Regions from separate parts of the Homo sapiens genome. Here regions 1, 2, 4 and 5 are each linked to region 3. Evidence: chromatin loops called from intact Hi-C (ENCODE). Cell type or tissue: MCF 10A. All regions are shown on one strand. Region 1 has its middle 15 kb from the start of OR2T11. Region 2 overlaps OR2M4 (olfactory receptor family 2 subfamily M member 4). Region 3 holds the start of OR13G1 (olfactory receptor family 13 subfamily G member 1). Region 4 has its middle 6.2 kb from the start of OR2T8. Region 5 has its middle 12 kb from the start of OR2W3.

Evidence for each region. Hi-C counts contacts between places; a loop is a spot of excess contacts. Peaks named below come from ENCODE experiments on the same cell type or tissue, not always from the same donor. Only the 100,000 strongest peaks of a DNase experiment are listed, where the experiment ranks them.
Region 1: it touches region 3 in a loop (7-fold over the local background); 2 of 110 quality-filtered maps call a loop at or near these places.
Region 2: it touches region 3 in a loop (3-fold over the local background); 3 of 110 quality-filtered maps call a loop at or near these places.
Region 4: it touches region 3 in a loop (14-fold over the local background); 3 of 110 quality-filtered maps call a loop at or near these places.
Region 5: it touches region 3 in a loop (9-fold over the local background); 3 of 110 quality-filtered maps call a loop at or near these places.

The regions. Positions count from the first base shown.
Region 1 is chr1:248,617,140-248,622,139 of GRCh38, reverse strand. No RefSeq gene overlaps it. Among named protein-coding and RNA genes, the nearest start is that of OR2T11, 15 kb to the left of the region's middle. In MCF 10A, a CTCF peak has its summit at 3,070; a DNase peak (open chromatin) is centred at 3,049.
Region 2 is chr1:248,240,608-248,245,607 of GRCh38, reverse strand. OR2M4 (olfactory receptor family 2 subfamily M member 4) reads right to left here. Exons shown (of 2, transcript NM_017504.2): 2 at 929-5,000. Among named protein-coding and RNA genes, the nearest start is that of OR2M4, 12 kb to the right of the region's middle. In MCF 10A, a CTCF peak has its summit at 2,280 (motif pointing left); a DNase peak (open chromatin) is centred at 2,267.
Region 3 is chr1:247,678,439-247,683,438 of GRCh38, reverse strand. OR13G1 (olfactory receptor family 13 subfamily G member 1) reads left to right here and starts at 3,700. Exons shown (of 2, transcript NM_001005487.2): 1 at 3,700-3,799. In MCF 10A, a CTCF peak has its summit at 1,943 (motif pointing left); a DNase peak (open chromatin) is centred at 1,948.
Region 4 is chr1:247,911,514-247,916,513 of GRCh38, reverse strand. No RefSeq gene overlaps it. Among named protein-coding and RNA genes, the nearest start is that of OR2T8, 6.2 kb to the left of the region's middle. In MCF 10A, a CTCF peak has its summit at 1,996; no DNase peak of the experiment used is centred here.
Region 5 is chr1:247,904,765-247,909,764 of GRCh38, reverse strand. No RefSeq gene overlaps it. Among named protein-coding and RNA genes, the nearest start is that of OR2W3, 12 kb to the right of the region's middle. In MCF 10A, no CTCF peak of the experiment used is centred here; a DNase peak (open chromatin) is centred at 2,974.

The DNA.
Region 1 (5,000 bases), 940 kb before region 3:
ATCTCTTCTTATACTATGAAATATAACACTAGAAATGCCATGCAAAACTCATTATTAATCATCTCAAGAAAACAGTTGTGAAACCATTCATGAAATAACCCCGCACCCCATCAAGAAACGGAACATAACCAGCACTCCAGGGCGCTCTTGTTTGATCACCGCACATGCCCCAGGGCAAAAACAGGCATTATTCTAAATGTCTCTAACTTTCATTTGAACTATTAGACATGCAAAAATGTGCAAAATTAGCACAATGAGCTTCCAATGTGGCCGTCACTCAATTTCTCTTAATGCTGACATTATTTTGAAACAGTTTTGCTCTTGCTGCCCACGCTGGAGTGCAATGGCATGATCTCAGCTCAGTGTAACCTCCCCTCCTGGGTTCAAGTGATTCTCCTGCCACAGCCTCTCAAGTAGCTGGGATTACAGGCACCCACCACCATGCCTGGCTAATTTTTTGTATTTTTAGTAGAGACAGGGTTTCACCATATTGGCCAGGCTGGTCTTGAACTCTTCTGTCTGCTCAATTGCACACTGATAATGTTGATGACAAGCTTCTTTCCAGGAGCAGAAGAAAGACCGGATGAGACAAATCATTCCTCCACCTACCCAGGGACTTCTGCATAATTGACTCTTCCTTGGCTCCTTCTATCTCTTCAGACATTCACCTTATCCTGTGTAAAATGTACATTTACTGGGCACTAACTGAAGTCTCACAGAAACGTAACCATTGACCTTACCACCAACCCGCCCGTCTTCCTATATGCCTTCCCCCACCTTAAGAAAATATATACGTACTGAGTGTTCTAAAAACCTCTTTGGAAAAATGGCCATGGGTGTGTCTGTGGCTTATTTTTCTAGACATACTCTAATATTGGCTTAATGAAACTTGACTGAGCAATTCTCACTCATTTCAGTTAAGTTTCTAACATTTCTTTAGTTGGGCCTTGACAGCGAAGAATATTGGTCAGTTATTTTGCCAAATGAATTTCATAGTAATTATTCCCTGGATTTCTTCTTGCATGACTGGATAAATATTCCTAAATACTACAGTTTAATTTTTACTATTCATTGAAAATTATATAAATTGTATACCCTGTCGATGAAAAGTCAAACCCTGTATTTTAAGATTTATTCTGAGCCAAATGAGTGACCAATGGCCCATGGAACCACCCTCAGAAGATCCTGAGAAACACGGGTCTGAGGTGGCCGGACAACTTGGTGTTACGCATTTTAGGGAGACATAAGACATCAGTCAACATGTATAAGATGTACAGTGGTTTGACCTGGAAACACACAACAATTGGAAGCAGGAGTTTCTAAGTCAGAGGCAGATTCAAAGATTTTCTGATTGGCAATTAGCTGAAAGAGTTGTTTATCAGTAGAAAGAAATGTCTGGTTATGGTAAGGGTTTGTGGAGACCAAGACTTGATCTTGTAGATGAGGCCTCCAACAAGCAGGCTTCAGAGAGAAGATTGTAAATGTTTTTTAATTAGACTTAAGTCTTAAAGAATCTGTTCTATCAGTAATTCCAAAAGGGAGGGAGGGTATCCTGAGGCATGTCAAGCTCTTCCTTCCTATCATGGCCTGAACTAGTTTATCAGGTTAACTTTGGAATGCCTTTGCTGAGACGAGGGCCCTATTCAGATGGTTGAGGGAGGCTTAGAATTTTACTTTTGGTTTAAAACCCTTTAGTATTTAGCCGGAATTTTAGGAAGGGGACCCTGATTTTTGTAGTGAGAAGAACCCATATTAGTGCCCATGGACATAAACATACACAAACAACAAATAAGCAATTCAAGATCTGATAAAAAGATAATGACATTGAAAGATGCTTCTGAACCCTATGTCTGAGGCCACCAAACAATCCAAGCAAAATCATTCTTGTGACCTGGTTACAAAGATGTGCATTTCAAATACCAGTAAAGAGAAAAGACACAAAAATGGGAAGATTAAAAGAATTTTTAAAAAGAAAACAGATTCCTTATTAGCCTTTCCATCAGAATGAGCTTATTTCCAGAGTCCCAGCCATTAATGAAGAGCCTAGAGTAGTTATGAACAAAATTTGACTTCACCTCTCAAAACCTGACTTGGTGAACAAGGTCCCAAAACTAGCTGCCATCAGTGATATGCAGAAGAGCAAGTGCAGAGGGCAAGCTGGGCTACAAGAGGACTCTAAGGGGCACAAGCAGGTTGTGTGGTTCAGTCTCCTGTGAGCATGCTCTGAGAGGCAGATAGGTCTAAAGAGCAGAGATGGAAGATTGACACTGATAGAATACCATGTCAGAAGTCAGAGTCACAATCACTTTGGTGACTGAGTGGGGACAGGACAGGTTTTGAGGGTTGGTAATCATTCTTGACCAGCTGGGTCAAGAAAGAGATTGAGCTCCTGGTCTCTAGCAATCCTCCCACCTCAGCCTCCCCAGTAGCTAGGAGATATATGTATTTGTATATACATATATATGGGTGTGTGTGTATATATACATATATATGTATACATGAAAGAAAACTGACTAATCTCTATATATATGTGTATGTGTGTGTGTATATATATATATGTATATAGAATCTCCTTCTGATAAATATCCTGTTGAAACTGTGACTCCCTCAGGAATTCTCGGTGCCGTCTTCACAGCCCTCCCTCTTCTGCAGCCCCTGCTCTGCCGCTTCCATCCAGGCTGCTTGCCCCAGAGATGGGCTGCGCTGCACGGGGCTCCTCCTGAGATGCTGCCTCTTCCCCATGACCCTCTGGATTCTTGATTGTCTGTGTACCACGTCTTCTACTTTAAAACCTCCCCATTGTGGAGCATGTCTTTCAACAGGTTTATAAACAAAGTACGTGGGAGGAAATTTTTTAAAGGCCTTGCATGTTTGAAAATGACTTTTTTTATCCTCCCACTTTGACAGTAGATCTGGCCAGGTGTCAATGTGTAGGTTGAAAAAAGCTTTCCCTCATGAATATGAGGATGTCCCTCCTCCATTGTCTTCTAACATTCAGTATTTCTCCTGGGAGTTCCATGCTCTCAATTTTAGTTGTGTTGTCGTCCCCTGGAGGCTTCAGGCTCTCCTTTGGCAGTCGTGTTAAACATTCATAATGTCTTCATAAGGGCTCTTTTTAACAATTATGTTGGGCAATTGATGAACCTTTTAATCTTGAAACGTGTCTTTCAATTCCAGAATTTTTGCTCTGAAACATGACTGAAATATGTGCTTTCCTTCCATCTAAAACATTCTTTTCCTCTGGAATTTTTATTACTTGATTTGCCTCCTGACTCACAAACTGGATCTCTTCTTCTACCTTCTTTTGCATCTGTCTTGTCCTACTTTACAGTCTACACTGCCATAATCTAAATGTTCAAGAACTCTTAAAAATTTCTCCAATGCTCTGTTTAAAACACCCTGTTCTAGTTTAATATCTGTTTGTATGTTCTTATCTGTCATAGCAGATTAGTCAGTTATCTTTTATAGAAAGAGTTTCTCTAATTACTGCATACTGTATTTCTTCTTATTTTCACTGATTTGTGTGATTTCTGCCTTTTATTTTAGAAGCTTTCCTCAAGTTTTGTAATCCCTGTCTCTCTCCTAATGTTAGTCTCTGGATAAGGACAAGCCTTAACGAGTAGGAGTCACTAAACTATGATGTAAATGACTTATTTTGGAAACCTCAAATGTCAGTATTCCTAGGTATTTTCTTTGGTATGGTCTGCTTCCTCTGCAAATCTTTCTGGGGGCTGCCAGCATTCTGAGAACCCACGTTGGGGAAACGTGCTGGTGTGCTTCACAATGTAGGGTGCAGACTTCCCACTTACACCCACGCAATGTCTGTTTTCCAATCCCAGAGCCCTTTGGGTACACCACCACCTCCCAAGTTAGTGTCGCGTCAGGTCGGGGAGGAAGGGTTGTCTAACTAAAGTGCGTGTATAACAGTTTTTATACAAACTTTTAGCCAAGCCTCCCATTTCAATGTTACCTGTAATATTTAGACAGACCTGATTAGGAGTTCTTCCAGCAGGAATCAACTTGCTTCCGAACTTCTCCACTCACCAGCTCAGTGTTCTGCTTTGAGATTTTTGAGTCAAAAACAGTTTCCTTTGGCTTTCCAGCTTCCAAAACTTTGTTGCTGTTTTTTCTCCCAACATCTTGATTCTTCTGTATTTATGCTTTAAACATAAGAGTCCCTTCACTGAGTGGTAAACACTTATGTTTCAAAAAAGGCCTGAAAATATCTTTTGTTAATTTAATCCTTTTAATTTTTTATTACCATTTTCTTTCAAATTTTTAAGTTTATATTTTAATTGACAATTGTATATATGGTGTACAACCCAATGTTTTAATATGTATATACATATATACACATTTTGGAAAGACAAAATCAAGCTAATCAACATATCAATTACTTCACATCCTATAATTTTTGAGTGGTGGAGTATTTAAAATCTAGCAATTTGAAAATAAATATATAATACGTAGATATAAACTGTAATCATCATGTTATACAATAGATCTAAACTTATTTCTCCTGTCTAACTACCCTTACTTTTGAATGATAGTATAGCTGGGTTTACAATTCGGGATTGGTAGTTTTATTCTAACAGCATTTGTCCTTGAGACGTTCTCTCTTTTTTAAAGTTTTTTTTCCAACTTTTATTTCAGGTTGAGGGGTACATGTGCAGGTTTGTTATATAGGTAAGTTGCATGTCACTGATTATTTCACCACCCAAGTGATAAGCATAGTTCCTGATAGGTAGGTTTTCAGTCCTCACTTTCCTCCCTACACCCTCAAGTAGGCCCGGTGGGGGGGTCTGTTATTCTTTGTGTCCATAGGTACTCTGTTTAGCTCCCACTCATAAGTGAAAATATGTGGTATTTGGTTTTCTGTTTGTGTTAGTTTACTTAGTATAGTGGCCTCTAGCTCCATCAACATTGCCACAAAAAACAAGATCTTGTTTTTTCTGGCTGCATGTATTCCATGATGTATATGTACAGTATTTTCTTGATTC
Region 2 (5,000 bases), 560 kb before region 3:
TGCTTGCACTGCATCCTGGATTGCAGTGAATCCTCTTTCTGTTATTGGAGTTACTCAAAGTCAGTATCTTTTTGCGTAACCCACTATATAGATCTAAATAATAATCCAGGTGTGGTATATGCTGCCGTCAAAACCCAAAAAGGTATACCAAGTATTGTCTATCTGTTATCTATCTATCTATCCATCTATCTATCTATTTATCTATCTATCTATCTATCATGTATCTATCTTTTGGTGAGAGGGCAAGATGCAGTAATCTTTCCTTTGCTTTGGATATCCCATGAGACTTTAAGTGGCATGTAACTTCCTACAACCTTTATTTTTGTGGAAGACCGCTGATATTGGTAAGGTATATCTTGCACCTTTGGATAACAAATGTATTACAATGTCTCCAGTGTGCTAGCTATTTCTTACAGCTCAGTCCAATTAGCATATTGTCCTCTAAATGTAGTACATTTTTTTTTATGCAGCATGTCCAGGTAGCTTGTATTTCTTTCACTTACATCATGACAGAGGACAGGAGGATAGGCATAGACCGAGGTATTATAAATAGAAGATGTCTGATCCTTATGAATGTGAGTTGTTCTTGATATTCTTTCCTCAGAGTGATAGAAAAGAGCTCATTTACCAAATCAATAGTAGGTGCATAAGACCATCTTAATTTGCTCTAGAAAAGATACTGAGTCTAACATAGGAACTTCTACTTACTGGAGTTTCAGGAATTGTGTGGGTTTTGAAGAGGTTAAAGTAGTAAATTAACAGAAATACAATGGAAATCACCATATCTTAGTCATCTAGATAAACATACTTCAAAAGAAATATAATATGCCACCTAGGTAATTTAAAAATATACTAGTGACCACAGTTTTAAAAGTTAAGATGAAATGTTAAATTATTTTTTAAATGATTTCATCTTTTATTTTAGACACAGTGGGTACATGTGCGTGTTTGTTACATGTGTATATTTCATCACGCTGAGGTTTAGGGTATAGATCCCATCACCCAGGTTGTGAGCATAGTATCCCATAGGTAGTTTTGCAACCCACACTCCCCTCCCTTCCTTCCCCATTTGGTAGTCCACAGTGTCTATTGTTTCCATCTTTACATCCTTGAGTACCCAAAGTTTAGCTCCTATGTATAAGTGAGAACATGCAGTATTTGGTTTTTTGTTACTGCATTAATTCACTTAGGATAATGGCCTCCAGTTGCATCCATGTTGCTACAAAGGACATGATTTTGTTCTTTTTTATGGCTATGTAGCACTCTGTGGTGTTTATGTGCTACATTTTCTTTATCCAATCCACCATTGATGGGCATGTAGGTTGATTCCTTGCTATTGGGAATAACACTGCAATGAATGAATAATTTGTCTTTGGGGTAGAACAATTTATTTTCTTTTGGATGTATCCCCAGTAATAGCATTCCTGGGTCAAGTAGCAGCCCTGTTTTAAGTTCTTCGAGAAATCTCCAAACTGCTTTCCACAGTGGCTCAACTATAATTTACATTCCCACCAACAGTGTATATGTGTTCCTTTTCTCCACAGCTTCACTAGTATTTGTTATTATTTGACTTTATTAATGGTCATTTTGACGGGACTGGTGTGAGATGGTCTCTCATTTAGGTTTTGATTTGCATTTCTCTCATAACTAACTATGATGACCATTTTTTCATGTTTGTTGGCTGCTCATATGCCTTCTTTTGAGAAATGCATGGTCATGTGCTTTGCCCACTTTTTAATGGGATTATTTAATGGGGTTTTGCTTGTTGACTTAAGTTCCGTATAGAATCTGGATGTTAGACCTTTGTTGGATGCACATTTTGCTAATATCTTCTCCCATTCTGTAGATTGTCTGTTTACTCTGCTGATAATTTCTGTTGCTGTGAAGAAGCTCTTTAATTAGGTCTAGCTTGTCAATTTTTGTTGCAAATGTTTTTGGGAAATTAGCCAAAAATTATTTGCCAAGCCTGGTATCAAGAACGGCATTTCCTAAGTTTTCTTCTAGGATTTTCTTACGTTTAAGTCTTTAATCCATCTCGAGTTAATTTCTGTACATGCTGAAAGGTAGCTCTCTCTGCTGTGGCCTCTGCCTGAGGGAGGGCTGTAGCCCGAAACATCTAATAAAAGAAATGCAGGCGAAGTGCTAGTAATTGGAGGGGCCTCCTCCAAGGCTCAGGAGTCGTCCTGGTAAGGAGGCATCTCTCTCAACCCCCACCGGACAGCGTGCCTGCGAATGCCAGGAAACACGAAAGAGCCAAGTGGCCGATCAAGAGCCTCTCTACGGGCATTACTCTTAGGCGCCATCTACTGGATTACAGCCCAAACTTCAACACCAAAAATTAAGTTAAAACTAATACGTCCAAAATATTGTTTCAACAGGCAAGCAACCTTAAAAATTAATAACGATATATTTTACATTTTATGTATAAACTTTTTAAAATCAAGCGTTTATTTTACATTTTCAGCTCATAATTCAGACACTAATTTTTTTTCAAAAATACTTGGTCTGCATTTAAATTTAATAAAATTTACAGTTGAAAAATTAGATTCACATATACGCAATGTCCCAAACATACTCAAAACATTTTTCATCACTAAATTGAGTAAGCAATATAACTTCTTTCAAGTCGGTATTATTAACATCAAATTCAAAAATTTAACATATAAATTAAAAAGTAACTTTAAATTCATCAATATCAAAATTGTTTTCAAATGTTTCTTGTAGATTTTGCAGTTTACATAATTGCATATTAAAATTACTTTTTTCTGCATATTATGTGTAAAATCAAATGTACAAAATCATTATCGATTCATATCATAAAATGTTTCCATTTCAAGCTCAATTTTCATACTTCTCTTAGTAGATCACAGATAAGTCTTTCTTTTCTGGTTGTTCTAAATTTACCTGTTTCACATAAGGTGTGATGTTGCTGACAAAATGTAAATCACACTTCTATTTGTTATCATGACTATTGAAATGCTTGCTATATATTTTGATTAAAGAAGATCCGGAGTGGGAGTGAAAGTACAGTAAATCTTTGTAAAACTCGGGGCTGGGTGCTGTGGCTGACGCATGTAATCCAGGCACTTTGGGAGGCCAAGGCGGGCGGATCACGAGGTCAAGAGATTGAGACCATCCTGGCCAACATGGTGAAATCCCGTCTCTACTAAAAATACAAAAATTAGCCAGTTGTGGTAGCATGCGCCTGTAGTCCTGGCTACTCGGGAGGCTGAGGCAGGAGAATCACTTGGACCCAGGAGGTGGAGGCTGCAGTGAGCCAAGATCCCACCATTGCACTCCAGCCTGGTGACAGAGCAAGACTCCGTCTCAAAAAAAAACTTTGTAAAACTCTTTCTGGCTCAACCAGTGAACACTGACTGGCAAAGATATGTCATTAAATTCACTGTTTTGTATTATAAAATTTAATTAATTGAATTAATAAAATTGAATTCATTGGTGAAGAATCAGCATATACAAGTATAAATTGAATAAATTGAGCAACTGTACCCACGACACATATATTCTGCTTCCAAAAACTGAGCATAAACATTTCCAGTGTGTATCATAAAGTGGAATGAAACACATAGGGACATAGTATTATCTTCTTTTAAAATCCCAATAAATCTAAATTTTTGACTTGACATAGCTAGGGCGACATTTGCTATGATAAAAACTACTTTTTATATTTAACAGAAATTATTTATTTATTTATTTACTGAGATGGAGTTTTGCTTTTGTTGCCCAGGCTGGAGTGCAATGGCATGATCTCGGCTCACAGCAACCTCCACTTCCCAAGTTCAAGCGATTCTCCTGCCTCAGCCCCACGAGTAGCTGGGATTACAGGCATGGGCCACCACGCCCGGCTGATTTTGTATTTTTTTAGTCGAGATGAAATTTCTCCATGTTGGTCAGGCTGGCCTTGAACTCCCAACCTCAGATAATCTGCCCGCCTCGGCCTCCCAAAGTGCTGGGATTACAGGCATGAGCGAGCCACTGCATCCGGCCCAGAAATTATTTTTTTTAAGGATAAAATTAGCCTTTGTTTTAATTTTTAAAATTTGCTAGCACATTTTTAAATTAGAAAACATTTGATTATACTATACTTAAAAATAAGCATGTCAATCTAAATAATAATTATGAATATTACTGTGGTGAGTACAAAAATTTCAGTTGAATCAATCCATTGGTGCTTACGAAGCAAAATATTAAGCAACAGTGTTAGTCCCTTCTTGCCCAGGGTGTATATAGAAATGTCATCTGGGATGGAGGTCCTGGAATAAGGGCCTCACAGCTTTGACGAGTGCATTTTCTTGCTGTGGCTAAACTGGTATCCAAGATGTGAGACAAAGTCCTCTCCACTCTTTCTTCTCCTCAAGTGGAAGAACTCTTTTGGAGCCATGAGCTGTGCAGCCTGAGGTTAGGCAAGGGTGATGCCAGCACAACCTCAGTTGCCCCAGCTGCTGTCTCTGTAGTTCACGTGCCCGCCGCACAGTCCACTATCTCGGGGCCCAATTCAGCACTAGGACTCACCTAAGAGTTGCAGTACTTATGGCATAGACCGCCTTTTAAGTTTACTTAGAGCCTCAGCGCATTTTAGCCCTCAGTGTCAAGGTTTGTGGGAACACAAGTTTTGACCACTGGGATCAGTAATTCCCCTCTGACAAGGGCTGGTTTAAATGCTCTGTCTGTGGCCAGGCATCAGCTGAATTTTATCTGGTTTTCCTTTCTGCTCTTACAGGACAGCACTGAGCTCAAAGCCTCACAATTGCTGTGTTCTTTCTCACCAGAGCCCAGAGACACTCTTAGCACACTGTTCCTTCTGTCAGTGGTGAGAGAGGGGTGGCATTGTCTGTTCAAGTTGTTTTTTCTACCTCTTCACTGCCTCTTCAGTGATATAAAGTTAAAACCAGGTACTACGAAGGCTCACCTGATTTTTGGCTCTCATGAATGTGTTGTTCGTGTATGGATTATTGTTAAATTGCTGTCCTTGCATGTGAACG
Region 3 (5,000 bases):
TTGCATAGTAAGTGACTATTGTAAGTGTGTCCCCATAAAGGGACACAAAGTGTGTAGGGATGTGTGTGTGTGTGTCTGTGTGTGTTCAGGGGATAAGAGATTGGGAAATAGGCAAAGAAAATTCGAAAAATGGAAAAAAAAGATCTAGAGATCAGTCTGCAGCTACCTTGTATAACTGTGCCATTGAAGAAACTACCCCAAATTCCCTTTTTACAATACAGTAAATTTTATTTAATAAAAGTTTGATGAATCAACAATAAACAAATAAAATAATATGGCTATTATTAATATGTTGAAGAGAATATGAGATGAAAATAGAGATGAGAGATGAAAAGATGCAGATAGAAAAACTAGAAATATTAGAAGTAAATACATATGTCTAAAATTAATATTCAATAGAATTATAAAAGCATGAAATACTCTACCTGAAGTTAACAGCTAATAGTTTGGGATTGACGGAATGTTAGATCCAGTAGACGATCTGATTACTTGCTTGAATATGAGTTAATAAAAAATATTTAAAGAGAAGAAACATAATTGGAAGGTACAACACGTAAGATAAAAACCATAGTGAAAAGTTCTAGCATGCATGTTATTTTCACCCTGGGAGGAACACAGATTTAAAAAGGGGGGCAGAAGCAGCATAAATAATGATACCCACAGATAAATATTATTGGCAAGCTTCAAGCAAGATAAAAGTTCAATCATATCCTAGAGACATCACACTAAAATTGCTAAAACTAAAGATAAGCTTAAATGCCGCAATAAGAGGAAAAGAAGACATTTTGTTCAAATAAGCAACAATACTACTGACAGTTGACTTTTCAACATAAACTGTGAATGCTATAAGACAATTTAGGTATATCTTTAATGTGCTAAATAAAACAATAGTCAACGTAAAATCATATACCCAGAAAACATAATTTCCAAAACTAATACCAACAAAAAATTTTAATACATAAAAGAATGAGAGAATTTCTTGTCAGCAAACCTGTAGGTTTGCATTAAAAGAAGAGTTATGCAGGCAGAAGAAAATGGCCCAAATGGGAAAAATGGGCAGGAGAGTGGAAGAACAATGAAAAAAGCAATATAAGAGCACATGCAAAGGAATACAGACTGATTAAACAATAAAAGTTATGGGTGGTGGGGTTTGAGATATGCGTTTAATTATAATCCATTATAAAAACAATACAAAGAAGGGACTAAAGTAGTTAGTGTTCTAAAAGCACAGTGTCTCTAGAAAGTGGTAAAATAAGTAATTTCTACTTGACCATAATAAGTCAAAAATGCATAAACACTCAAATCGGTGTAGAAATGCATGACTACTCACCTCATAGATGGAAATGTGGAATAAAATAAGATAAAGTAAGATAAAACAGGGAGAAAGAACATAGATGAGCCAAATAACAATAATATATTCATAAAGCAAACACAAATGTGTCTGAAATTAAATTAAAGGCAACTAAAGTGCTGAAATTAAAGCATAAAGACTGACTGATTTTGTTAAAAAACAAAACTGTATTACACTTAACACATTCTCAAATGAACACGAAGAAAACACCCAAAATGAAGATGGAAAAATATATACCATGAAAAATTAAACAAAACAAAGTTGGTATAGTCGTTATGCTATTAGAATACATAGCTAATAAGGCAAGCAACTTTTCTGAAGAGTAACCTTTGATAATGACAAGGCAGCCCTTCTACTACAAATAGATCATAAAACCAGTTCTCTGGCGCATACAACAGTATTGCTTCTAATGATACATGACTTAATTTGACAGACTGAAAATAAGAATAAGGCAAATTCCAATCATCCTGGGGTATTTAAAATCAAAAGTCAAAATACTAGAAGTTCTAGAACTTCACCAAAAAGACCAGGAGAAGCAAACAGGGAAGGGACCTGTTTTTTCTCCTCTAGTCTTACAGTTTACCTCTATTGCCCCCTACTGGCAGAGTTCATGAGGTGCCAACACGCTAACAGCGATGTGGTTGTAGGGTTCACCCAATCCAGCATCCAAGATCTGAGTGCGTAGGGATGGGTTTGGAGTCAAGGGACTTAATTGGCTCAAGTATTTCAGCTTTTTTTTTTTCCACCAAATACCTCCTCTCCACCCATTTACGAATACATTTAATTCAATGTTATTCTGGTTCATTGTGCAGTCATCACATCTTCAACTGTTCTGTATTATTTTAATGTACTTGTTCAAAGCGATAAAACAACAATGTTTTATCATTGTGGAAATGAGTAGGTTATTTTACCTGTAAAGAATATTACTAAAGCAAGATAAATTATGTCAACTGGCTCAACAGCAAACACTCTTTAAAGGCAAATGATTAATTTCTATTTGGCCGTGTGATGACAACTACATATAATTCCTGCCCCTTACTTGCTCTCATATTGATAGTTTGATATACTTAACTAATATTTAGTAATACTATGCTTACAATAAATGTGAAATAAGCATTTAGATCACTGTCTGGAAGCTTTAAAAAGCTGTTAAAGTGATCTGATATTTACCCATGTAACTTTTCTTTAAGATAAACAAATAGGAGAAAGAAATACATGGTAAACATGTAAATGTGTGTTTGAATTCTAATGAACATTTCAAACTATGAGGCTATTCAGCAAGAGGGATAGAGACAATGTTATTTCATTATGCGTACATCACACAGATGAGTTGCATTTGTGTTTGGGTATGCATAAACAGCAAAAGGATGTACAGAACAGTTTTTCAAACAATTCAGAAAGAAATTTAGCTGAAGGGTTTGCGTGTTACATTAAACAAATGAAAACCAAATTGCATTTCATATTTTATTTGTAAGATCCTCCAGGCCTGCACAGAGTAGAGGACTAAATGACAAACTTTGCTTTAACCTTCATCTTGGAATTCATTTCCTACCACTCTTCCTCTTATTAAATTGAACTGTTTGTCCTAAATCTGCCTGTGTACATGGTAAACTGTAACCTAACTTAATGTGTAAACAACCTGCAACCTAACTTCAGAGCATACATTATAACAAGTAGCAAAATCTCAGCGAATCATAGCAGCCTAACCTTCAGCCAACTGTAGGCCGAAACCTGCCAAAACATCCAAATAAAGCAAACACAGAACTCTAGTCAATCAAGTTATTTCCGCATGTCATTTCCATTTCTCCAGCTATAAATATTGCCTGCAACGCCTTGTAGGATGAAGCTCTCTGCACTGCTTTTGGTCCTGAATGTTATCTGGTTCATAAATATTTTTTATTTTCTCTGCTCAAATGAACTCTGTTAAATTTAACTTGTCTAAGATTTTTCTTTTAACACTGTCTAAGTTTATATTGGGAGAAGATCTCCGAAGCAGATGTAATTGCTTTTATAACAATGTCCATCCATTTATTCTTTAAATCTCCCACCAGCATTTCCACTGTGTCTCATTATTCAGGTTTCCTACTCCATGAAGACATTATCTCGGGATACCTTTTGGTCTTCACAGAAAAAGGTTGACACACAAAGACCAAGTGATTGAACATCATAATTGGTAATTAGTTCAGGGTTTTAAAAACTGTTCCTCTGGGATACATTTTAATGTAACTAATAGCAAATCACTTCAAGATGCTCTTCCTTGGGGTCCCTTGTCCTTGAGTCAGGAACCATGCTTTTCATTGATCTTAAGTATAAATAAACCAATACTAAAGCAAGCATGAAAGAGCTCATTTGATAGCAAACTGGCAAGAGCTACTGTACTTTTAGTTTTTTACAGTGATTTAATACAGGTCACCATTTGAACATGACAATACTCTGCAAAAAACTACAGTGAGTATTTGTGGGCAGACTGTCTAATTCTTAAGTTTACCATAAAATCATGGCCTGAGTAGGGATATTTTTGAGCCAGGTAACATATTTAATTCCTTTTTAGCCATAGCGCGCACACACACACACACACACACACACACACACACACACACAATCCATCCGCGGATTGTACTTTAATTCAAAACAGGGGATTTTATGCTATCAATGTATCAAAATACTGATGATGCAAGTATTTATATTGCCTGCCAGCCTTTCAAAATTTTTCCTTTCATATCAAATATGCAAAAGTTGGAGTTTAAAAGACAGTCAACTAAATTTAGGTTAACATACTTTACCAAGTTATGGGAATGCTTGACATGTATGAGAAATTGTTTTAGAATATGTCCTTTCTTTAATTATCATAAAGACTTAGCTAAATAGTTTAAGAATTAGCTTGCAAAACTTCTCATTGTATCAGGATGCTCCAAGCTGCTTAAAACGCCTCTCAAAAATAGAACCTTACAAGGGTTTCATTTACTCATTTAGTGTTCATATTCTACCTACATATATAAGAATCTGTGACAGACTCTATAAAATGGTGAGTGGCATGTTCAGAGTTGAATTTAAAAAAAAAAAGATTTCTTCCAAAACTTAGAAAACAATGTAAATGTGAAAAATAATGTCTTCCCAAACATAGAGAATAAAATGCTTTCAGACAGGAATTGCATTGGCTTCAGATGTCCTAGGGTGACCAACTTTCCCAGGTTGCCTGAGACTGACAGGTCTCCTAGGATGTGGGTCTTTCAGTGGCAAAACTTGGACAATCCCTGGCTAACCAAGTGGTTGATTATCCTTTGTAGGGTAGGGCCATGATTTGTATGCAGGTATTGACTCTCCTTAATCTCCGCCACCTTTTCTCTTTTTACAATTTATTATACTGCCTTCACACTGATCTTCCTTTCCTACCTCTCTGATCACTTCGAAACCTAGAAAATTAAGAAGTAGCTACTTTCACTTCTTTTCTAGTACTTCAACAGTGAAGCTAAGCTGAAGAGAATGTAACATTCTCCTTAAACGATGCTTGAACTAGAATCACCTCTGACGTAGCCCTACCTAATAGAAAGTGGCCTAGAATGAAACTGTCTGACAGAAGTCATTCAGGAATATGAGAGTACGAGGAAATTTGTATCACTCTGTCCCCATAAAACACAGTGGCTGCTGT
Region 4 (5,000 bases), 230 kb before region 3:
CAAGTAACAAATAAAACTTTCAATGAAAGTTTACCTATCACTTATGATAAAAGTTTTATCTTTCCATGTTCTGAACACTGATGTCTCTGGGGTCCCAGGAGTATCAATACAATGGTGTAGTAACACAGGTGGCTACTGTCCAATGGGGGAAGTAGCCTTTTGCCTTAAGTAGATAAATCTCTCTGAAGGACTCTAGGGTGTGTGAGAATTAAGGCCAGACAAGCTGTGAGTCAGATGAGAAAAAGATGTATGTACTGCCCAGAGCTCCACAGAAAAACGGAAAGGACAGCGATGCTGGGTAGCTGAGTTGAGATTAACTACTATGTGGCACAATTTACGAAAACCAAAGAGAGGCTATGCTGAGTCCCTACACCACCAAGACCGTGATGTTCTGCCCACTCGCCTCCTGATGGCCTGTGGGGATAGACCAGCTTCCAGATTTCACACAGATGGGCTGTATGGAGGAGGCCACCTCCAAGGTGAACCTGCCAGAGGGCAAAGTCAAGAATCCACAGACCAGCAAGCCTGAGCAGGAGAAATAATTATCACTCAGAAATTCCTGAAAAAAAGACTGAGATGGAGACTTCGACATTCAGGAAGCTGACCAAGGAGAGTTCCTAGTGTCAATTCCTGTGGCATTAATGAAGCAAAGTTGGGCACTGGGAGAAGATGAACTGTGATGTAGTCACAACTACAGTCTTGGCTACTCCTTGGATGAACTGTGAGATTAACCTTCCATGTTGCCTTGTAGTAGGGCAGGTGGCCCCGCGTTTGTGTTCCCACAGGAGCATTGATTGCATGTGGCTGCCCCCAGGAAGAGAGCATAAGCTTGGGTGAGGCAGTTTACCTCAACTGGGAACAGTGACTTGAGAAGGACTTAGCTGAGAGCTGTCACATACTAATTCTCCTGGCAGCTGGGGGAACAAGTACTTCAGTGCTCAAGTGGGAAGGGGAGTGTGGAGAGCACATGACACTGTATAATGTACATTACACTGCATGAGCCAAACTCGATCAGAATTCAGTATGAAGGGAGCCCCAGTGCTATTCACACAGATGTGTTCTTGTAGCACAGAGCAGGGGGGCAGTCACATGGAGTGCAGGTATAGACGACATCTAGAAACAATGACCAAGGCACTAAAATATGTTTGCCTGGAAGTTCTAGTTCCAACTGAAAGGCACAAGTTGGTTTGGAATTTGCCAACTAGGAATATGCTGGCCTGAGGAGCTGAAATGGAAACAGCTTCCCTCTCTTTCTGACCAGGCACTCCCTTGCACCACACACACTTATCTTACTGTATGCTTGTTAAGAGATTCTAGGGACTAATTTTGAAACCAGCCAGGCATGGAGACCCAGTGGCAAATTCTCTCCCTCTGAAAGATGACCTCAAGATGAATAATCTGCAGCCCAGCCACACTTGAGATGGTGCCAGTTGGCACTCTAGGTGGACAATAACTCAAGATAGCCATTGCAAAAAGACACGCAGACCCTACACTCTGCATAACCCCTGCATACCTCCCACACCACGTTTCCCTTTTTAAGCCCCTGCCCTCAGCTCAAAGCTTTGAGATGGGTTTTTTTGTTTTGTTTTGTTTTTGAGGCTTGAGGCAGCCCATCTCCCATCTCCTAGCAATTGAAAAATAAAACTGCTTTCCTGTCACTCCATCCTACTTCTTTTGCAGTTTGCTTCTAGGTGGTGAGCAGCTGGACTTGCATACAGTTCCAGAAATAGAGGAGGTCTAAATGTACTTTCTACAACATTAAGTCTATAATTTAGTGAAGAGAATTCTCAGCAAAGAAAAACAAAAGAACTAAATAAAAATGTAAAAGCCAAAAAAGGCAGACCAAATAGTAATAATAAAAAAAAAATCCTCACTGTAGTTCAGTGTAATAACAAAATAAAGAAGACAGGTGGAAGTGTTGGCAAACTTAAAGATAAACAAATAGGAATTACATAATCTAAATATAATGAGGAAAAAAGATTGAAAGGGTAATGAAAAGAGCTTCAGGGTCCTGTGGGACAATAACAAGACAATTTTTGTCATTACATGTAATTTAAAGCTTGTCATGTAATTTTGAGTATGCATCCCATTTATTATTATGAACTGCCCATAGTTAGCCTGAATCATTTTTCTTGTGTGAAGTATGCAGCTAATTCGTGGTCTTAGCATAACAAATCTCCCTCTATTATTTATTATCTATGTGAATCTTTATATGTAACGTGTGTTTGCACTAGAATAATTCATCATTCTTATGTATTTTGGGGCATAGTACCTGATAGATAGTTTTTGATCCTCACCCTCCTCCCACCTACTACCCTCCAATAAGCCCTGGTGTTTACTTTTACCTTCTTTGTGTCCATGTGCACTCAGTGATTAGCTGCCACTTATGAGTGAGAACATTCTGTATTTGGTTTTCTGTTCCTGTGTTAGTTCACTAAGGACAATGGCCTCCAGCTGCATCCATGCAGCTGCAAAGGACATGATTTTGTTCTTTTTTGTGGCTGTGTGGTATTCCATGCTTTATATGTATGAGATTGGTGCAAAAGTAATTGCGGTTTTTGCCATTGAAAGTACTCAGTCATGGGATTGCTGGGTTGAATGGTAGCTCTGTTTTCAGTTTTGTGAGAAATTTTCAAATTGTTCCACGGTGGCTTAACTAATTTGCATTTTCACTAGCAGTGTATAAGCATTCCCTTTTCTCTGCAACCCTCCCAGCATCTGTTGTTTTGATTTTTTTTTTTTACTTTCTAATAATAAATAGCCATTCTGACGGGTGTGAGATGGTATCTCATTGTGGTTTTCATTTGCATTTCTCTAATAATTAGTGATAAGCATTTTTCCATATGCTTGTAGACCACACATATGTCTTGTTTTGAGAAGTGTCTGTTCCTGCCCTTTGCCTATTTTTTAATGGAATTCCTTTTTTTGGCTTGTTGATTTGTTTAAGTTCCTTATAGATTCTGGATATTAAACCTTCGTTGGACACATGGTTTGCAAATTTTTTCCCATTCTCTACATTGTCTGTTTATTCTGTTTATAGTTTCTTTTGCTGTTAGAAGGCCTTTAGTTAAATTAGGTCCCACTTGCCAATATTTATTTTTGTTGCAATTGCTTTTGGAGTCTTCCTTGCGAAACCTTTGCCAAGGCCTATGTCCAGAATGGTATTTCCGTAGGTATTCTTCTAGAGTTTTTTTATCTTTAAGTTTTACATTTAAGTCTTTAATCCATCTTGAGTTGATTTTTGTACATGGTGAAATAAAGACATCCAGTTTCAATCCTCTGCATATGGCTAGCCAGTTATCCTGAAGTCTGTATTGAACAGAAAATCCTTTCCCCATTGCTTGTTATTGTCGACTTTGTCAGATCAGTTGGTTATAGGTGTGCAGCTTTGTGTCAGGGTTTTCTAAGCTGTCCCATTGGTCTATAAGTCTGTTTTTGTACCAGTACCATGCTGTTTTGGTTACTGTAGCCTTGTAGTACAGTTTGAAATCTGAGAGTGTGATTCCTCCAACTCTTTTCTTTTGGCTTGAGATTGATATGGCCATTCGGTTAGTTTTGACCTTTCAGTTAGTTTGGTCATTAGATTAGTTTTTTCTAATTCTGTGAAAAATGACATTGGTACTTTGGTAGAAATAGCATTGAATCTGTAAATTGCTTTGTACAGTATGGGCATTTTAACAATATTAATTCTTCCTATGTAGAAGCATGGAATGTTTTTCCATTTATTTGTGTCATCTCTGATTTATTTTGGCAGTGTTTTGTAACTGTCATTACAAAATGCAAAATCCCAGCATTTTGCATTCATCATATAATTGACCTTCCAAACAACGTTATGAAAGTGTGCTTTCTACTATCCTATATACAACCTCAGGAGTTACTTTAAGTTAATTTTGGAAGAAATGTAGAAGAAAAGAAAAACAAAGAAAGGAAAGAAACCCTTGGAATCTTTCTACTGGGCTACCATAAATAAGGACAATCATTCAAATTTTGGCTCAAGAAATAGAAATAAATTTTCATTGAGTAGTTTCTTCTCTACCATGTAGCTAATTGTCACGCATTAAGATCTTCTCAATTTAGAGACTCAGTCTGAAGCCATATGAGGCGATTTATGTAAGCAACTTACATTGTCAGTTCCACATTCTTCCTTCCTCATTGAGTTTATTTATGAGACTGAATTAATTAAATCACAAATTAAAATAAGAAACTTCAAGAATAGCACTTACATGATTTCTTCTAATTTAAAATGTATTCTTTGGCCGGGTGCAGTGGCTCACGCCTGTAATCCCAGCACTTTGGGAGGCCGAGGCGGGCAGATCACGAAGTCAGGAGATACAGACCATCCTGGCTAACAGGGTGAAACCCCGTCTCTACTAAAAAAAAATACAAAAAATTAGCTGGGCGCGGTGGTGGGCACCTGCAGTCCCAGCTAATTGGGAGGTTGAGGCAGGAGAATGGCGTGAACCCGGGAGGCGGAGCTTGCAGTGAGCCCAGATCGCACCACTGCACTCCAGCCTGGGCCACAGAGTGAGACTCTGTCAAAAAAAAAAGAAGAAAGAAAAAGAAATAATATCACAGGGTGTTGTAATATCATCCCCTTTCCATCTGGATATTAGAAACAATATCACAGAGGGGTTGTACACCTTTTGCGATATTACAGTAATATCATCCTCTACCCTCCTGGATATTAGGAACATCATCACAGGGGAGACGTACAGCCCCTGCAATATTGGGAATAATATTATCCTCCCTTCCCCTGGATATTGCGAACATTATCAACGTGAGGGTGTACACACCCTGCGATATTAAGAGTGATATCATTTCCTCACGCCCTGGATATCAGGAACAATACAACAGGGGGGTACACCCCCTTCGATAGTGGGAATTGTATCATCCTTTTCCCCCGTGGATATTACAGAGGCGGTGTACACCCTCTGCGACATTGGGACTAATATCATCCCGTCCCCCCCGGTTATAAGGAACAATATAAGAGGGGGAGTGTA
Region 5 (5,000 bases), 230 kb before region 3:
AAATCTCCTTAAGCTGATAAGCAACTTCAGCAAAGTCTCAGGATACAAAATCAATGTGCAAAAATCACAAGCATTCTTATACACCAATAACAGACAAACAGAGAGCCAAATCATGAGTGAACTCCCATTCACAATTGCTTCAAAGAGAAAAGAATACCTAGGAATCCAACTTATAAGAGACATGAAGGACCTTTTCAAGGAGAACTACAAACCACTGCTCAATGAAATAAAAGAGGATACAAACAAATGGAAGAACATTCCATGCTCATGGGTAGGAAGAATCAATATCGTGAAAATGGCCATACTGCCCAAGGTAATTCATAGATTCAATGCCATCCCCTTCAAGCTACCAATGACTTTCTTCACACAATTGGAAAAAACTACTTTAAAGTTCATATGGAACCAAAAAAGAGCCCACACTGCCAAGTCAATCCTAAGCAAAAAGAACAAAGCTGGAAGCATCACGCTACCTGACTTCAAACTATACTACAAGGCTACAGTAACCAAAACAGCATGGTACTGATACCAAAACAGAGATACAGACCAATGGAACAGAACAGAGCTCTCAGAAATAATGCCACATAAAAGTTTTTAGGGCCAGCAGTAATAAAAAATGAACAGGTTGAGAAACAACAAGTTAGACGATTCATCAAACAGGGCAAGTATATCATATTGTACATGCAAGGTTGAAAGTGTCATCCAAAGAATGAACAGGATTGTTACCGGAAAGGGGTCCCAAGCCAGACACCAAGAGAGGTCGTAAATCAGAGTTAGGAAGGGCCTGACATTTTGCCTGATGTTTCCTATTGTTAGGGAGTTTAGCAAACCTGTGGTTTTTGCTGTAGCCAAAGGAATTTAGGGAGTTGCCGTGGCAGCAAGGCCTTGGAGCCCTCAGCCTGTAGGTAACTTTTCATTGCCTTAGCCTTGGGGTCCATCTTATTCGATAAAGAGATATCTATTTTGGCTTCTCAGATTACAAAGGTAGCCAGAATATTTTAGCCTAAAATATACTTCTTTGAAATGTTTCAAGATGGCTGTTCAGGAGGGCTGGAAACACAAATTTAGCTGAAAAGCTGTCTTTTGTGAAGAAGATTTGCACCTGTAGAGAAAAATCTGCATTGATGCAGCCAGGCTTTCTCTGAGGCCTTCCCTTGTCCAGATTTAGGGATGATTAACTGAGGGTCTGATGTTTCTAAAGGCCTGAAACATTTACATCTATTGTCTCTGAGCACTGCTACCTGTGAGGGTCCATCCATGTAACAAGACCACCTTCGCTAGACAGGCCACCTCTTCTCTGGTCCCATAAGCCATTTTGCCACTGATCCAAGCCTCATTCTTTCTGGAAACTCAAGATGGTGTAAAAGCGTCAACCATCCGGTCATTTATTTGAGATCTTATGTTTTGTAAAACTCCTGTGCACTTTAATAAGTTCATATGCCTTTTCTCTTATTATTTCTCAGCTGTCTTTTTTCAGTTGATTTTCTGTGAACATTCAGATGAAGGGGAAGTTTTCCCTTGGCCTCCACAAGGTTTTATTAATTTCCACAAATTTCCGTAGAATTAGTAACAGTTAGAGGATTCAGTGGAGAATGTGGATAGTGGGAGGAGGAGGAAAGCTTATTCCAGTTAAAATTGGAAAGTTAAAAAGTAAATAGAGCACTGCCTTCCCAGGTGGAGAGATACTGTTGTTCTACATTCTGGAGCCTGCACGACTTCCTAGGACTCAGCTGCTCAGGGCTTCACACAAATAGCATAGCCCAGTGGAAAAGAACTGACATGTGGCCATCAGAACACCTTTATTCAAATTCCCACTCCTGCAGCAACAGTGTATTGAAATCCAAAACCTCTGAGCCCTAAGTTCCTCCTTTGTAAGACAGATGTGATGTATTTCCCACCTCTCTTTCTTGAGGATTCAGTGAGTAAACACAGGTAAATTGTCTGAGTGATTGACACATACCCACCACCTCCAGAGTATTAACCATCATTAGCATGGCAAAAACATAATTATGTTTCAACTGAAAACTGTGAATGAGGCCGGGTGGGGTGGCTCACGCCTGTAATCGCAGTGACCTGGGAGGCCGAGGCAGGCGGATCACCTGAGGTTGGGATTTCAACACCAGCCTGACCAACATGGAGAAACCCCGTCTCTACTAAAAAAAAAAATACAAAATTAGCCAGGCGTGGTGGCACATGCCTGTAATCCTAGCTACTTGGGAAGCTGAGGCAGGAGAATCGCTTGAACTTGGGAGGCAGAGGTTGCAGTGAGCCGAGATCGTGCCATTGCACTCAAGCCTGGGCAACAAGAGCTAAACTCTGTCAAAAAAAAAAGAAAGGAAAAGAAAGAAGGAAGGTAGAAGGAAAGAGAGAGAGAGAGAGAGAGAGAGAGAGAAAGAAAGAAAGAAAGAAAGAAAGAAAGAAAGAAAGAGAGAAAGAGAAAGAAAGAAAAGAAAGGAAAGAAAGAAAGAAAGAAAGAGAGAAAGAGAAAGAAAAGAAAGGAAAGAAAGAGAAAAAGAAAGAAAAGAAAGAAAGAAAGAGAAAGAAAGAGAGAAAGAGAGAAAGAGAAAGAAAGAAAAGAAAGGAAAGAAAGAGAAAAAGAAAGAAAAGAAAGAAAGAAAGAGAAAGAAAGAAAGAAAGAGAAAGAAAGAGAAAAAAAGAAGAAAGAAAGAAAGAAAGAGAAAGAAAGAAAAGAAAGGAAAGAAAGAGAAAAAGAAAGAAGAAAGAAAGAAAGAGAGAAAGAAAGAAAGAAAGAGAGAGAGAGAAAGAGAGAGAGAGAGAGAAAGAAAACAGTAATTTTCAGCACACCCTTCTGGTTATCAAGTTATCAGATTCCAGCCCTTTCCTGGGTTTGAGCTATTTGCGATTCTTGCTAAGTTGTAACTGACAGTCATGCAAATTATATCTTGTTAGGAACAGACTTCCTCCCAGTGGAAAAACCAGTTTCACTTTCATTTGCAATTCATCTCAACATTCTTCTACTCTGTAAATTTAAATTGGCTTGACTTTTCTATTAAGCTGGTTATAGCATCTGCCTAGTTCCCGCAGATACTATGAGTAACACAAATTCTTTAACTCATATTCATTTTTATAGCTGTGAGTCATGAGTTTATTTTTTCCTGAAAATTATATTTCGCTTTGATGTATGCTAGAAGTGACACGAATAGAAGAGGGGCCAGAGGTGTAATAACAACAACAGCCGGGTGTGGTGGCTCACGCCTGTAATCCCAGCACTTCGGGAGGCCAAGGCAGGTGGAACACCTAAGGTCAGGCGTTTGACCAACATGGTGAAACCCCATCTCTACCAAAAATACAAAAATTAGCTGGGCGTGGTGGCACATGCCTGCAATCCCAGCTACTCGAGAGGCTGAGGCAGAAGAATCGCTTGAACTCGGGAGGTGGAGGTTGCGGTGAGCCAAGGTTGTGCCTCTACAGTCCACCCTGACTGCAGGGTGAAACTCCGTCTCAAGGAAAGGAGGGAAGGAAGGAAGGAAAAGAGGGAGGGAGGGAGGGAGGGAACAACAACAAAGAGATAAGTAGATAAGAGTTTCAAGAGAGTTTTTTTTTAAAGAAGGAAAGAAACATGAGACAAAATAAAAAATGTAGTGACTATTCGAGAAAGGGGAACAAGCAGAGGAATAAGTACAGAATGGGACACCTGCAGCCAAAGCAGCCTTCATCAAACAGCGATTGCAGCAGAAAATTTTGCTAAAGGAGAAGAAACTTCAGCTTGGGCAACAAAGCATGACTCCATCTCAAAAAAATAAAGTATTTTCTTTAACATATATATGTGGATGTGGGGAGTTTTATAACTGTTGGAAATAAATCCTAACTGCCACACAGATAACTCATTCTCTATTCACCATTAACCCATCTAAGGGAGGAGACCACCCCTCATATTGTCTTATACCCAATTTCTGCCTCCAAAGAAAAAAAAAGTAAAAACTAAAAGGCAGAAATGAAATCCACAGGCAGACAGCCCGGCGCCACACCCTGGGTCTGGTAGTTAAAGATCGACCCCTAACCTAATCGGTTATGTTATCTATAGATTACAGACATTGCATAGAAAAGCACTGTGAAAATCCCTGTCCTGTTTTGTTCCAATTTAGTTACCGGTGCATGCAGCCCCCAGTCACGTACCCCCTGCTTGCTCAATTGATCACGACCCTCTCACGCGCACCCCCTTAGAGTGGTGAGCCCTTAAAAGGGACAGAAATTGCTCACTCGGGGAGCTCGGCTCTTGAGACAGGAGTCTTGCCCATGCCCCCAGCCGAATAAACCCCTTCCTTCTTTAACTCGGTGTCTGAGGAGTTTTTTCTGCGGCTTGTCTGCTACATTTCTTGGTTCCCTGACGGGGAAGCAAGGTGATTGGCAGATGGTTGAGGCAGCTCCTAAGGAGCTTAAGCCTGCCCTGTGGAACATCCTTGTGGGGGACTCTGACCAGCCCGAGCGACACGGATCCTGAGAGCGCAATGGGACGCCTCGCCAGAGTAGTGTGTGGCAGGCCCCTGTGGAGGATCAGCGCAGTGGCTGAACACCAGGAAGGAACTGGTACTTGGAGTCTGGACATCTGAAACTTGGTAAGACTAGTCTTGGGAACTTGCCCACTCCATTTGAGTGGAAGCGTGGCCTGATCACCCACGGCATGCCCGTACTGGCACTTTGGTTTTGATTTTGGTTTTGACTTGGTTTAAATTGCTTGACAGGACTGGTCTTGGGAACTTGCCCACTCCATTTGAGTGGAAGCGTGACCTGATCACCCACGACATGCCTGTACCGGCACTTTGGTTTTTGTTTCTGACTTGAATTGGATTGCTTGATACTTTGGTTTTGGTATTGACCTGGCTTGGATTTCTGGATACTCTGATTTTGGTTTTGATTTTGGTTTGGTGTAAACTACAAAAGTGTGTGTGTGCCCTTTTTACCCGTTCTTTGTTTTGTGGTGTGCATGTGGTGTGAGCGTGGTATTTTGTCTCGAGGAAACATGAGTGAGGCATAAAGTAAGC